Linked DNA regions of Homo sapiens: region 1 is linked to region 2. A link is a contact called in ENCODE Hi-C or POLR2A ChIA-PET data. All regions are on one chromosome and are shown on one strand. Each heading gives the region's core, a stretch centred on a gene start or an enhancer-like site at or near the end of the contact. The rest is flanking DNA. Distances are from core to core; before and after follow the strand shown.

The links. A loop is a pair of places that touch in the nucleus more often than their neighbours do. ChIA-PET counts read pairs that join two places held with the same protein, here RNA polymerase II (POLR2A). Pooled maps may share reads with other maps.
Region 1: a loop to region 2 is called in a pooled map, with 3 times the contacts of the local background. The contact joins the promoter of TOMM40 here to the enhancer-like site in region 2. A Hi-C loop is called at or near these places in 1 of 50 pooled maps. POLR2A ChIA-PET finds 5 or more read pairs at or near these places in 2 of 52 experiments (PC-9 and Panc1).

What each region holds. Positions count from the first base shown.
Region 1 is chr19:44,885,675-44,892,683 of GRCh38, reverse strand. It overlaps TOMM40 (translocase of outer mitochondrial membrane 40), which reads right to left and starts at 1,430. Exons shown (of 9, transcript NM_001128917.2): 1 at 995-1,430; 2 at 224-291. The coding sequence starts at 1,268. NECTIN2 (nectin cell adhesion molecule 2) reads right to left here. Exons shown (of 9, transcript NM_001042724.2): 7 at 6,684-6,747; 8 at 6,465-6,551; 9 at 3,461-4,574. The coding sequence ends at 4,305. RefSeq lists a silencer at 1,094-1,733 and enhancers at 2,044-2,203, 2,373-2,874, 6,615-7,009.
Region 2 is chr19:44,551,700-44,558,326 of GRCh38, reverse strand. It overlaps the pseudogene CEACAM22P. Among named protein-coding and RNA genes, the nearest start is that of CEACAM20, 25 kb to the right of the region's middle. Within about 2 kb of position 4,371, at least 2 of the 41 ENCODE cell types and tissues checked have a DNase peak (open chromatin) inside an H3K27ac peak, as active enhancers do; they include PC-9, where a contact is called at or near this core.

The DNA of each region.
Region 1 (7,009 bases), core at 181-2,680, 340 kb before region 2:
CACAGACCTGTTCCTTCACTCCAGCCTAGCTGCTATGGGGAGACAGTACCTCTGGATTCTAGGTCCCCAAACTGAGTAGTCAGTCTGGCACTATATCTCCGAGTCTTTTCAAGTATCAGGGAGCCCAGCTCTTGAGGGAGGAGTAATTGGGCCGAGTGTGCAGATGCAGGGAGGGGGACGGCGGGGACGATCTCTGGTGGGTAAGGACACCAGGAAGGCTCACCTGAAAATGGTTACTCAACCCTTTGTTGACTGTGAGCTTGACACCCTCCATCTGAATGGGAAACAGCTCTGGAGAAGAGAAACGCTGTCACACTCCACTCCAACCCCACACCAACTCTCATCTCTTCCTTCCCTACCACCCCCAGCTCTCTCCAGAGACCCACAGCAGAACATCTCACAAAGGATTCCACCTGTAAAGAGGCAGTACAGCCTAGTTAGACAGGGCCAGGGCCTTTGCTTGCTCAAATCTCACTGCCACCAAGCTGAGCAACTTTAGGTCAAACTCATCATCTGAAAGATGGGACCCTCACCACACAGAATTGTCCCAAGGATCTAATGAGTTAACGTATAATGAACACCAGAACAGAACTCCATAAATCTCCACCACTACTACTACTCTAATTGCTCCAGGCTGGGATCCGGAGGCTTTGGGTCCCATACCCAAGGAACCTCGCTGACACCTTGCTGACACCGTGACCTTGGGCCTCAGTTGCCTTCCCGATCACAAGAGAAGTCTGGCTTGGCTGATCCCGGGGCTCCTCAGGTCCCTAAAGGCTTTTCTCTACTGCTATGACATTCCATCCCGTTTCCAGCATTTGATTCCATCATTCTAAGCCCCAAGTCCAACGTTCCACCATTCGATCCCAACATCACCTCCTAGTGCTGTTAAATAATTCCAATGGTGCGCGCCAAATCCCAGAGTCCCCAGTGTCCTCCCCCTTCCCCCGAGATCCAGGCCATCGCAGCCCAGCGGGGGCCCCTCGCCCCTCACCCTTGCACTTCCGGTGGCACTCCTCGAATGTGCCCGGGTTGGGCAGGCAGCCGCAGGCCCCATCCTCGGCGGCCCCTGAGGCGCTGGCGGTTGCAGCCCCGGGGGTCCGTTCCGAACTTCGACTCGTACTGGTGCCGGCGCCCAGGCTGCCTCCCAGCGGCGGCAGCGTGAAGCCCGGCGGCGAGGGCGGAGGTGGCGGCAGCCCCACGAGGGCCGGCGCAGGCGGCGGTGGCGGCCCTGCGGGCGGCGAGCTGGCAGCCAACACGTTCCCCATGGTCGCCTGCTAGGGGAGAGGTCAGAGGGCAGAGGTCAGGGCCCGCGCGCCCCCGACTCAGCCCCAGCAAATCCGCACCCGGCTCCGGCCCCGGTTCTCACTGGCGGCGGCGCCTGCTCCCGGCCTGGGCTCCGCTCCCACCCCGTGCGCCACGCGCAACCGAACCCGCTGCCGCCGCCGCCACCACCGTCGCCCCGCCCCACCTAGCCCATTGGTTTAGTGTGCCCTGAGGCCCGCCCACCAGCGTCAAGACTCGGTCTTCCCATTGGACTTGTGCATAAAGTCCCGCCCACTTTCCCTGAAATGTCCTTTTGTATTGGTTCTCACTCGCAGGGTAGCCACGGCGCCCCTCCCACCCTTCCCATTGGCTCGCAGCGCCTGCGCCTATTGGCTCGCGTCGCCGCGGGTTCCGGTGCTAACCCGCCATTGGTCTGTGCTGAGCATTTTGCCACGCCCGCTGAGGCATCGCCCCGCCTCTCTCCTGGAGGAGGCCCTCTTTTGATTCCGCCCCGCGGCGAGGTTGCTGTGATAATTGGTCGGCTTTGACCCTTGCAGCATTTTGATTGGCTCCAGCGTGTACGGGGTCGACCTTGGTGGCGTATCAGCTTGGTACTCTCATTGGCTAACGTTCCAGGGTCGAAGGACAGGTAAAGGTGGGTTGCGCGGCAGAGGCGGCTAGGCAGCAAGGTCAGGCCTCGCGTCCCACCAGGCACCGCGGCAGCCGGGCCCCCACCCCACCTCTGGTTCGGAGTAGCCGACCTAAAACCGGAAGTGCTGGCCCTTCCCAGAGTGCCTCGGGAGAATTCTAATCTGTTCTGCGAACCCTGCGCTGCTCCTCGTTACCCACAATGCCCTCATCACCTCTTAGCGAAACAGTTGCCTTAGACCCACCCCTTTCGTTACCCATCATGCCTCTTGTTCCTCGCGTCACTGCGGCTTCTATCTTTGGCCCATTCATTCCTCTCCCATTACCCATCATGCCTCTGCCCCATTCATTTGAGCTTCATTGCCCAGACTACTTTTAGCTCCAGCCTGCCTGCTCACTTTCGTCGTTCTTCCGGCCCTTCTCTAATTAGCCATCATGTTTTGGATCCATGAACTCCTGTCCGTTACCTCCCTTGCCCCCGGTCCCTATTTTTCCATTATTCATCACTCTGCCTCTGGCCCATTCATTCAGGTTTATTATCCGTCATGCCTTGGGCTCCTATTACAACATTATTCATGATTTTGCCTTTAGTCTACTTTTACTTGCCGTTTATTCATTAAACTTGAGCCTCTTATACTTTCGTTACTGCTTTTTTAATTTTTATTTTTTTAAAGACAAGGTTGGACTCTGTCACTCAGGCTGGAGTGCAGTGGCGCCATCATAGCTTACTGCAGCCTTGAACTTCTGGCCTCAATCGATCCTCCTACCTCAGCCTCCAGAGTAGCTGAACTACAGGTGCGTGCCACCACGCCCGGCTAACTTTCGTAGAGGCGGGGTCTCACTGTGTTTCCCAGGCTGGTCTCTTAACTCCTGGACTCAGTCGAGCTTCCCGCCTCAGTTTCCCGAAGTGCTGGAATTACAGGAATGAGCCACTGCATCTGGCCAATTGCTATTTTTATCTTTGTCCCATTCATCATACTGCTGTTGCAATTATGAATGTTCATTAAACAGCATGCCCTGGACCCCTCCCCATTCCATTACTCAACATTCTGTTTTTAGGGCTGGGCGCAGTGGCTCACGCCTGTAATCCCAGCACTTTGGGAGGCCGAGACGGGTGGATCACGAGGTCAGGAGATCGAGACCATCTTGGCTAACGCGGTGAAACCCCGTCTCTACTAAAAATACAAAAAATAAGCCGGGCGTGGTGGTGGGCGCCTGTAGTCCCAGCTACTCGGGAGGCTGAGGCAGAGGAATGGCGTTAACTCAGAAGGTGGAGCTTGCAGTGAGCCGAGATCATGCCACTGCACTCCAGCCTGGGCGACAGAGCGAGACTCCGCCTCAAAAAAAAAAAAAATTTTGTTTTTGATTGATACATTTTTGCTCATTACTCTCTCAATTCTTATTTTGTATCTTTGGTCCCTTTGTTTTTGTCTTTAACTCTCTTGACCCCAGTTCACTGATTCTCTCAAGCCCTTAGACTCCTTCCTCATTCCCCTTCATGTCTCACCCCATCCCCTTCACATCCCACAGAAAAGGCAAGACCTGGTCAAAGTATAAATTCATATTTTGTAGGAAATGTAGTTTACAAAACAGTATCAATTGCTACCCCCAATTCAGATGACCCACTTTCCCCGGAAGGGGGATGTTTAGGTCCTATTCCACTGGGCAAGGGTAAAATGATTCAGTAGTCTTCCAGGTTAACAGTAAATTCTTCTCCCAAGGCTGGGGCCATCAAGGCACAGTCTGTATGAGGCTCACCCTGTCTGACCCTAGGCTGGGGCTGCTTGCTTGGTAGGCAGGAATTGGGGTGGGGGTGGGGGCTCAGGGAAGGGTCTGGACCCTGAGACTTCTGCTTACAGGAGGGTGCTGGGAAAACCCTGCCTTGGGCTGGGGAATCCCCTCTTTCCCACCTTTGGGGAACAGGGTGGGGAGGGGGTAAGTGGGACCCTGCTGCCTGGAGGGCTCAGGTCTGAGCAGCAGGGAGCCCTCAGCGCCCACTCCAGCAGACCTATTGGGAATTTACTACCTGAAGACAAATTATAGGTCTAGGGTCTTCTTTGTGATTTTGGGGGAGTCGAGGCATTGGGGGGTGAGAGGTATGGTCTAAGGTCACAGTCTGGGAGAGGAGTCCTTGGGATCAGAGGTTGTGCAGAAGCACCTTCCCCACCTCCTGCCTCATGAGATAAGGTTGCCAGGATTCCATTATCACGGTGAATTTCTCTGGGCTCATGGGTTAGGGGTCATAGTGGAGCCACCAAGGTAGACATCACAAATGGAATGCATATGTGTTAACTGACAGTGGCCTGGCCAGAGGTCAGGGGGCACTAGATCCTTGGCAAGAAAGCTAAGGGATCAACAGGTGAGATGTGAGACGCCAGGCGCATGGCAGCTCACACATACATGGCCCGGGACATGACAAAGCCTTTGCCCTGGTAGGAATCAGAGGGGCTGCTATAGGACAGAGCATCATAGATGGGGTTGATCTTGTCCAGATACTCTTCCTCCTCCTCCCCCTCCTCATCCTCTAGATCCAGGGAAACGTCTTCCACAGCAGGTGGCCCTGGAGGCACCGGGATGGGGGACCCCAGGCTTGTGGCTCCAGGGTGCAAGGGTCCTGACCGTTCTTCCAAGGTGGGCAGCTCATGGTATCGAGGCATTTCCTGGAGGTAGAGAGAGGACAGGAACTCAAGATCACTTCCTACGCACGACACAGATTACCAATCTGCTCTTGACCCCAAAATCCTGACCGCTCTCTCCCCATGCCAACAAGATGCCACCTCACTCCTTGTCCCCTGAGGCCATATTGCACTGGGACATTCATTCAGCCCTTCCTTAACCCAAAGCCCAGCTCGTGCAACTCACCCTGTTAATCCTGGGACTCACTTTTGACACTCGATCTCTGCAAATCTTTCCCCATGAACCTTTCACCTCAGTCTTGACCTCAAATACTTAACCTTGGGCTCTAAACAGTCCTTTGAACCTTGAGCGCAACCTCAGTGTCTGACCCCTGACCTCCAGTAGACCACTGAGGGGAGTGACTTGATTTGTCTTGTCCCAGCTTCAGGCACAGTATCCAGCAAATGTAGATAATCAATTTTCTTTCATTCTGTTTTTTTTTGTTGTTGAGACGGAGTTTTGCTCTTGTCTCCCAGGCTGTTGTGCAATGGTGCAATCTGGGCTCACTGCAACCTCTGCCTCCCGGGTCCAAGCGATTCTCCTGCCTCAGCCTCCCAAGTAGCTGGGATTACAGGCGCCCGCCACCACGCCCAGCTAATTTTTGTAATTTTTAGTAGAGACAGGGTTTCACCATGTTGGCCAGGCTGGTCTTGGAACTCCTGACCTCAGGTGATCCACCTGCCTTGGCCTCCCAAAGTGCTGGGATTACAGGCGTGAGCAACCGCACCCGGCCTTTTTCTTTTTTGAGACGGAGTCTTGCTCTGTTGCCTAGGCTGGAGTGCAGTGGCGTGGTCTCAGCTCATTGCAACTTCTGCCTCCTGGGTCCAAGCGATTCTCCTGCTTCAGCCTCCTGAATAGCTGGGATTACAGGAGCATGTCACCCATGCCTGGCTTATTTTTGTTTTTAGTAGAGAAGGGGTTTCACCTTGTTAGCCAGGGTGGTCTGGAACTCCTGACGTCAGGTGATCTGCCCGTCTCAGCCTCCCAAAGTGCTGGGATTACAGGTGTGAGCCACCATGCCTGACCAGATAATCAATTTTCATTGACCTAATGACTTTTCCTCTTTTTTTTTTTTTTTGAGATAGGGTCTCACCCTGATGCCCAGGCTGGAGTGTAGTGGCACAGCCCCAACCACCTGGGCTTAAGCAATCCGCCCACCTCAGCCTACAGGCATTTGCCACCACATCCAGGTAAATTCAGTATTTTTGTAGACGCAAAATGTTGCTGGGTAGCCCATGTTGCCCACGCTGGTCTCGAGCTCCTAGGCTCAAGGGGTCCAGCTACCTTGGCCTCCCAAAGTACTGGGATTATAGACCAGAGCCACCATGCCCGGCCCAGGTGATTTTATTTATTTGGTTTTATTTATTTTTTTGAGACGGAATCTTGCTCTGTTGCCCAGGCTGGAGTGCAGTGGTGTGATCTTAGCTCACTGTAACCTCGGCCTCCTGGGTTCAGGCGATTCTTCCTCCTCAGCGCCCCGGGTAGCTAAGATTACAGGCTCGCACCACCACACCCAACTAATTTTTTGTGTTTTGAGTAGAGACGGGGTTTCACCATGTTGCACAGGCTGGTCTCGAACTCCTGACCCCAAGTGATCCTCCTGCCTTGGCCTCCCAAAGTGCTGGGATTATAGGCGTGAGCCACCGTGCCCAGCCCCCAAGTGACTTTAAATTCTAACCTTGTGACCTTGGGCCTTTTCACCCCTGACCTCCCCCATGGAATCCTGAACACATCTCAATGCATTAAGCACCAACCGGGGACACACCCTTGACCTTGAGTTATGACCTTTAGTCTTTGACCTCTTTTGCCAGGCCTGACCCCTGGCCCTTCAACCCAGACCCCCAACCCACCTTTGTCTTCCCATGAGCTCCTACCTGCTCAGTGCATGAGGCGCCAGCATCAAAGTAGGGGGTCTTGAGTGGGCTGTGCTCCGAGGCCCCCAGAGTGAAGAGCTGGGAGGGCTGTAGTGGGAGAGGGGCGGGGAGGTCAGGAACTGCCCCCACCACCCAGCCAGCTTCTCCCTGCCAGGCCCCTCCCAGCCCTGGGGTGGGTGTGGAGGTGGGGATAGCTTGGGCTCCAGGGAAAGTGCTCACCATCTCCTGTGCCTCCAGCTTCGCTTTTGGGGTCGGTGGCTTGTAGGAGGGAGGTCCCTCCAGGCTGTGGGGTAGGAGGTAGGACAAGTGGAGATTAAGACCCAGGCATCCCTCTGACTCCGGGGTTATGGCACATGCTGTTCCCTCTACCTGGGTCTCCCTTTCCCCTGCCCCCTTTTCTTGCCTGGAGTAAGAGTTTTTATTCATTCCATGAATTCCTCTTTTTCCCGGAAGCCTTCAGGTTTCCCCAGTGGATCAGGAATTCCTGTTACACGGACATACCTAGCTGTACTTCCCCCTCAGGGCACTTACTGAATTTGTACTTG
Region 2 (6,627 bases), core at 3,122-5,621:
GTGCTGGGATTACAGGCATGAGCCATCGCGCCTTGCCATGATTTTTATTTTTCATTAGTGCTCATGGTATATGCTGCCCAGTGAGTTGTACCAACTACATTATTGTAACATCTGAATCAACTGTGGGCTACATTGTTTGATCAAGATTGATAGATTGCTTTATTTATTTATTCTTCTTTTACAACTATAGCCTACAGATAAACAACCATTATTACAGAGATTAAACTTGATTATGCTACATATCATATTACATGAATCACTCTGTGTCTACAAAGGCAAATTGACTGGATAAAATTCATTAAGGTGTAATGCCAAATAATTGCTTTATCATGATACAATACAATACTTATGTCTCACTTCCTTTTTTTTTTTTGAGATAGAGTCTTGCTCTGTCGCTCAGGCTGGAGTGCAGTGGCAGGATCTCTGCTCACTACAACCTCCGCCTCCCGGGTTCAAGCAATTTTCTTGCCTCAGCCTACTGAGTAGCTGGGATTACAGGCACACACCACCATGCCTGACTGATTTTTTTATTTTTAGTAGAGACGGGTTTCACTATATTGGCCAGGCTGGTCTCGAACTCCTGACCTTGTGATCTACCCACCTTACCCGCCTTGACCTCTCAAAGTGCTGGGATTACAGGCGTGAGCCACCGTGCCCAGCCTATTTTTTTTTTTTTGAGAGAGTCTCCCTCTGTTGCCTAGGCTGGAGTGCAGTGGTGCAATCTCAGCTCACTGCAACCTCTGCCTCCAGGCTCAAATGATTTTCATGCTTCAGCCTTCTGAGGAGGTGAAATTACAGGTATGCACCACCCCGCCCAGCTAATTTTGATATTTTTAGTAAGAGACGGGGTTTGGCCATGTCGGCCAGGCTGGTCTCGAACTCCTGGCCTCAAGCAATCCACCTGTCTTGCCGCCCAAAGTGATGGGATTACAGGTGTAAGCCACCATGCCTGGCCAGGTCTTACTTCTAAATTGGTTAAAATAACTCATTTATAGTATGTGAACATACTATAAATGGGAAAATCATGCTTCTGCATTTTTGGGTTTTATTGAACACTAAATTAGCTGCTTAGGAGTTGATCTTTGCCAACTCAATTATCATATTTTGTCCTGTCTTTTTTTTCCTATAATTTTTCTACTAAAATTATACCAGACTAATCATTCAATTATAATTTGGTGAGGGTTTACCTTGAGAAAATATATTTCGTGAGATTCTATTTTTTCTTTGATCTTACTTTGGTATGCCCTGACTGCTACAAAACAAGTAAGTGCTGTTGCTATACCGATAACAGAGATTTATTTGGTCCCTCAAGCTGATCAACTGAGGGATTTAGGTCTGTAACCATGTCTAGAAAAAATGCAAATGTGGGTATTTGATAATGTTTTCTTACTGTCAGTATGCATTTGGAAAGCATTCAGCATTACTTCTTGGAGTTAATTGTTTTATAGAGCTAATTATGAAGGTTTTAAGACCTCTTTGCGTAGATGTTGTTTTATTTTTTAGAATAAATTTATTCCTACACCTATTTTCCAGAAAGACACTGGTAGAATCATTCTAATAATAAGATGGAGTGGAATGAAGGGGACACTAATAGAAAATGAAAGGCCATGAAATGTAAATATACGTCTTCCTTTCAGTGGGTGTAATTTATTATTGACACACAGGACTTTTAGGACGACTGAATGATGAAAGAAGAGAAATTCTCGAAATGACTGAAAGAGAGTGGTGAGTACTTCCGCAACCCCTTCCATGAGTGTCTGTGCCTCTCTGATTTCTCTGAGTACAAGAGGATGCAAGCCCCAACTGAGGGCAGGCTGAAAATGTCAGAGAAATTAACATCCTGGGAGTGACCATTAACTAACACCAAGAAGGAATTGGTAGATATATTCCCCTGAACTTAGGGGGAACAACTCAGAGGTGGTTTTATTTTTTGTTGTTGTTGTTTTGTTTTGAGATGGAGTTTCGTTCTTGTTGCCCAAGTTGGAATGCAATGGCACGATCTTGGCTCACCGCAACCTCCGCCTCCCAGGTTCAAGTGATTCTCCCACCTCAGCCTCCTGAGTAGCTGGGATTACAGGCATGTGACAGCACGCCGGGCTAATTTTGTATTTTTAGTAGAGAGGGGGTTTCTCCATGTTGGTCAGGCTGGTCTCAAACTCCCGACCTCAGGTGATCTGCCTGCCTCAGCCTCCTAAAGTGCTGAGATTACAGGCGTGAGCCACTGCGCCCGGCCCTCAGAGGTGTGTTTTGTACCAGTTTTCAGAGGTGAGCTCCAGTTTTCTATAGAGCTAATTTTTCTATATGGCTTCCTTCTTTTCCCTTACTTACTTTCCCACACCTCTGCCAATGCTTTCTCCAAAATAAACTAATTGCACTAAGGTGTGGTGGCTCACGCCTGTAATCCCAGCACTTTGGGAGGCTGAGGCAGGTGGATCACGAGGTGAGTAGATCGAGACCATCCTGGCTAACATGGTGAAACCCTGTCTCTACTAAAAATACAAAAAATTAGCCTGGCGTGGTGGCAGGCGACAGTGCGAGACTCCATCTCCAAAAAAGTAAATAAATAAATAATAAACTAATTGCACTTACATTCTAGTGCAGAGTCTGATTCTGGGTGAACTAAGAGAGTGAATAACATTTACTATTTCAGTTTCTGTACCTCGATGTCCAAGTGTCCTCAACTGGGTTCTCTCACCAGGTCAAAATCAAGGTGTGATGTGAGTTGGCTGGGGTTTACCTGTAGGCTTTGGGAAAGAACCCATATCCAAGCTCATTCAGATGGTGGCAGAATCCTGGTTCTTTTTTTTTTTTTTTTTTTTTTTGAGATGGAGTCTCGCTCTGTCGCCCAGGCTGGAGTGCAGTGGGGCGATCTCGGCTCACTGCAAGCTCCGGCACCCACCAGCATGCCTGGCTAATTTTTTGTATTTTTAGTAGAGACGGGGTTTCACCATGTTAGCCAGGATGGTCTCGATCTACTGACCTCGTGATCCATCTGCCTCGGCCTCCCAAAGTGCTGGGATTACAGGAATGAGCCACTGTGCCTGGCCAGAATCCAGGTTCTTACAGTTGTAGGACTGAGGTCTGTTTCCTTGCTGGCTGTCATCTGCGGGTGCTCTAAGCTCTTGCAGGCCACTCTACCCTGCTCACACATTGACCCCTGCATCTTCAAAGACAGCAAGGATGCATTGAATCCTCCTTGTGTTTTGATTCTCTGACTTTCTCATCTGATCTGCTTTTAAAAGAGTCACCTGATCAGGTCAGGCCCACCCAGATGATCTGTATTTTAAGATCAGCTGACTTTGAGCTTTAATTACAAAATCCCTTCAAAGCAATACCTAGATTAGCATTTGATTGAACAATCAGGAACAGAAATCTGGAAGGACTATATTTAGAATCCTGATTACCACGCTGGCATTGGGGTTTACTCAGTTTCTTGATTCCATAGATGTATGTCTTTTACCAGATTTGGGAAACCAGCCATTATACCCACTTCCTCCTTTCCTTCTGGGTCTCCAATGACATGAATGTTGGCTCTTTTGTTAAAGTCCCACAGGTCCCAAAGTTCTGTTCTTCACTTCTTATCAGTCTATTTTCTTTCTGTTGTTCAGATTTGGTAACTTTTATCTGCACTGATTTTTATCTCTGTCATCTCCATTCTGCAGCTGGGCTCAAACATTAAGTTTTTAAAAAATTTCTGTTATTGTGCTTTTCCATTCTAAAATTTCCGTCTTGTTCTTTTTCATATCTTCTATTTCTTTGCTGAGACTTTCTGGTTTTTCACTTATTTCAAGTGTTTGTAATTGTTCATTGAAGCATTTTTATGTTGGCTGCTCTAAGATTCTTTTAAGACAATTCTAACATCAGTGTAGTGAATTCTTACAATTTTATAGAAACTCAGTATCAATTTTTGAAATGTTATTGTTTTGAGACAGGGTCGCACTCTGTCACCCAGGCTGGAGTGCAGTGGTGCAATCACGGCTCACTGCAGCCTCGAGCTCCTGGGCTCAAGTGAACCTCTCATCTCAGTCCCCCAAGTAGCTGGGACTATAGGCGTATGCCACCACACCCAGCTAATTTTTTGAAATTTTATTTGTAGAGACGGAGGTCTCACTGTGTTGCCCAGGCTGGTCTCAAACTCCTGAGCTCAAGCAATCCTCTTGCCTCAGCCTCCCAAAGTGTTGGGATTACAGATGTGAGCCACTGTGCCTGGCTCAGTATCTATTTTGAATATAAGTTGGACTTTCTCATACCATAAGAAAAGCTTAGTCACCCTTGACACAGTTTCCAGGTCTCCGCCTCCCCCCAGATCCTTAATGTGGCAGATCCAGATACCTGCCTTACACTACCACTTCCTGTTAACCACCTCCTTATGCAACAGCTAGATATAACTCACCTGACTGTCCCCCTGACCCCCAGACCCTGCATAGGCTGTGCAGATATGCCACAGTGATCACCTCCCAGTCAGTGTGACTCCATGCAACTTGTGCCTGCTGGCTCTAAACCCAGTTAGAATTCTCTGTGGAAAACTGCCTGAGCAGTTTCCTTAGACTCCAATAAAAGCATCAGCCCACAGGTCTCTCACTTTCTCTTTCTTGCTCCCCACCCGCTGGTTGAGTGTGCGTGTCCCGACAACTCTCTTCTTCCTGTTGGCTCTGTGAGATGTGCTGCTCTGTCTTCTCCGGAATCTGTGAGTAATAAACTGCCCCTGTTATTTCATGTGTTTTGTTGTGCTGCCTCCTCTGTGTCTCACCTGACTGACACATCCAAACCTAACGTCTTTCCTGGTCAGGGCTGTCCTAAAGCATGGCTCTCTTTGTAGAAATAAACTGGACACAGGTCAGACAAAAGCCTTAAGAATGTCTGCCATTATAAACAAGTGTACTGTGGCCAGGTGTGATGGCTCATGCCTGTGATCCCAGCACTATGGGAGGTTGGGGTGGGAGGATCCCATGAGGCTAGGAGTTCAAGATCAGCCTGGCCAACATGGTGAAACCCCGTCTGTACTTAAAAAAAAAAAAAAATTAGTTGGGTGTAGTGGCATATGTCTGTAATCCCACCTACTCAGGAGGCTGAGGCATGAGAATTGCTTGAACCTGGGAGGTGGAGGTTGCAGTGAGCCAAGACCATACCACTGCGCTCCGACCTGGGTGACAGAGTGAGACTCTGTCTCAAAAACAAACAAACACACAAAAAATAAGTGTACTGTGAGAGGGACACCTGGTCACAGGTCAGACATGTAGGCATTAGGCCGACCACCAAGATAAAGAAGTAACCAGTGAAAATTACACTTTAAACATCTACAACTAAATCCCCTAGAAAACTCAAGACCAAGTTAGAAAACATCAACAACAATCCATGTCATCTCTATTAATTGTCTTTCCTCATTTAATTTCAGGAATGTCTTTCTCATTCAGTCAATTTTTTTTTTTTTTTTGTAGAGATGGGGTCTCACTATGTTGCCCACGCTGGTCTCGAACTTCTGAGCTCAAGCAATTCTCCCACCTCGGCCTCCCAAAGTATTGGGATTACATGTAGGTGTATGACAAGTGATTTTCAACAACACCCTGGACATTTTGGAAATTATGAGACGCTGGATCTCATTTAAATCTTCTGTTATAGCAGGTCTCCTCTGACATCTTGCTGGTGGGGCAAAAAGGGCACCATCTTGTTATAGCCAGTGGGGATGGAGGTCCAGGTTCCCCATTTGGCCTCTGTTGACATTCCAGGTGGGGCGGGGCAACTGTTACTCTGGGCAGTTAGCAGAGTTCAGGCTTTCCACTGAGACATCCTCTGATACCATCTTGCCCAGAAGGGGCAGAGACGCCTCGTTACCGCTCCCTAGTGGCCTCAATGGACACTGCAGGGTCGGTGCTCATTACTGCTGGGCAAGGATGACAGTCCCAGCTGCTTATTCAGCCTGGTGGAGGGGATGGGTGTCTCTGTACAGCTGGCAAGGGTAAATGTCCAGGCTTTTCTGTGGGATATCACAGCAGCAAAGTGATTATCTTGTAAAGATTTGCTGTCTTTAGCAAATCTTGTCAGGCTACTGCTCCTTGTCCTTTGGCTAGAGCAGGCTTTGCTTGAGCCTCTTTTGGATCTACACTCATTGGCATTTCTAGATTGCCAGGCTCTCCAGCTCCCAGTCTGGGATCTGTGAGGCGCAAAGAAAGTCCAGAAAACTCACCACCATGTGCTTTCTCCGGTCTTGAGATCCGCAGCCAGTCTGCCATATTCTCTCCTCCTTTCCGAGTCATCTATTTTTATTTATTTATTTATTTATTTATTTATTTATTTATTTATTCATTCTTTAGCTGCACCTGTGATAGACTGCTTGATATTATTCCCATAGAACAATGATGTTCTGTTCATATTTTTGAGGCTTTTTCTCTATTGCTTTATTTTATTTTATTTATTTTTCCATAGATTATTGGGGTACAGGTCGGTTTGGTTACATGAGTAAGTTCTTTGGGGGTGATTTGTGAGATTTTGGTGCACCCATCACCTGAGCGGTATACACTCCACCCTATTTGTAGTCTTTCATCCCTCACTCCCCTCCCACTCTTCACCCCAAGTCCCCAAAGTCCATTGTATCATTCTTACGCTTTTGTGTCCTCATAGCTTAGCTCC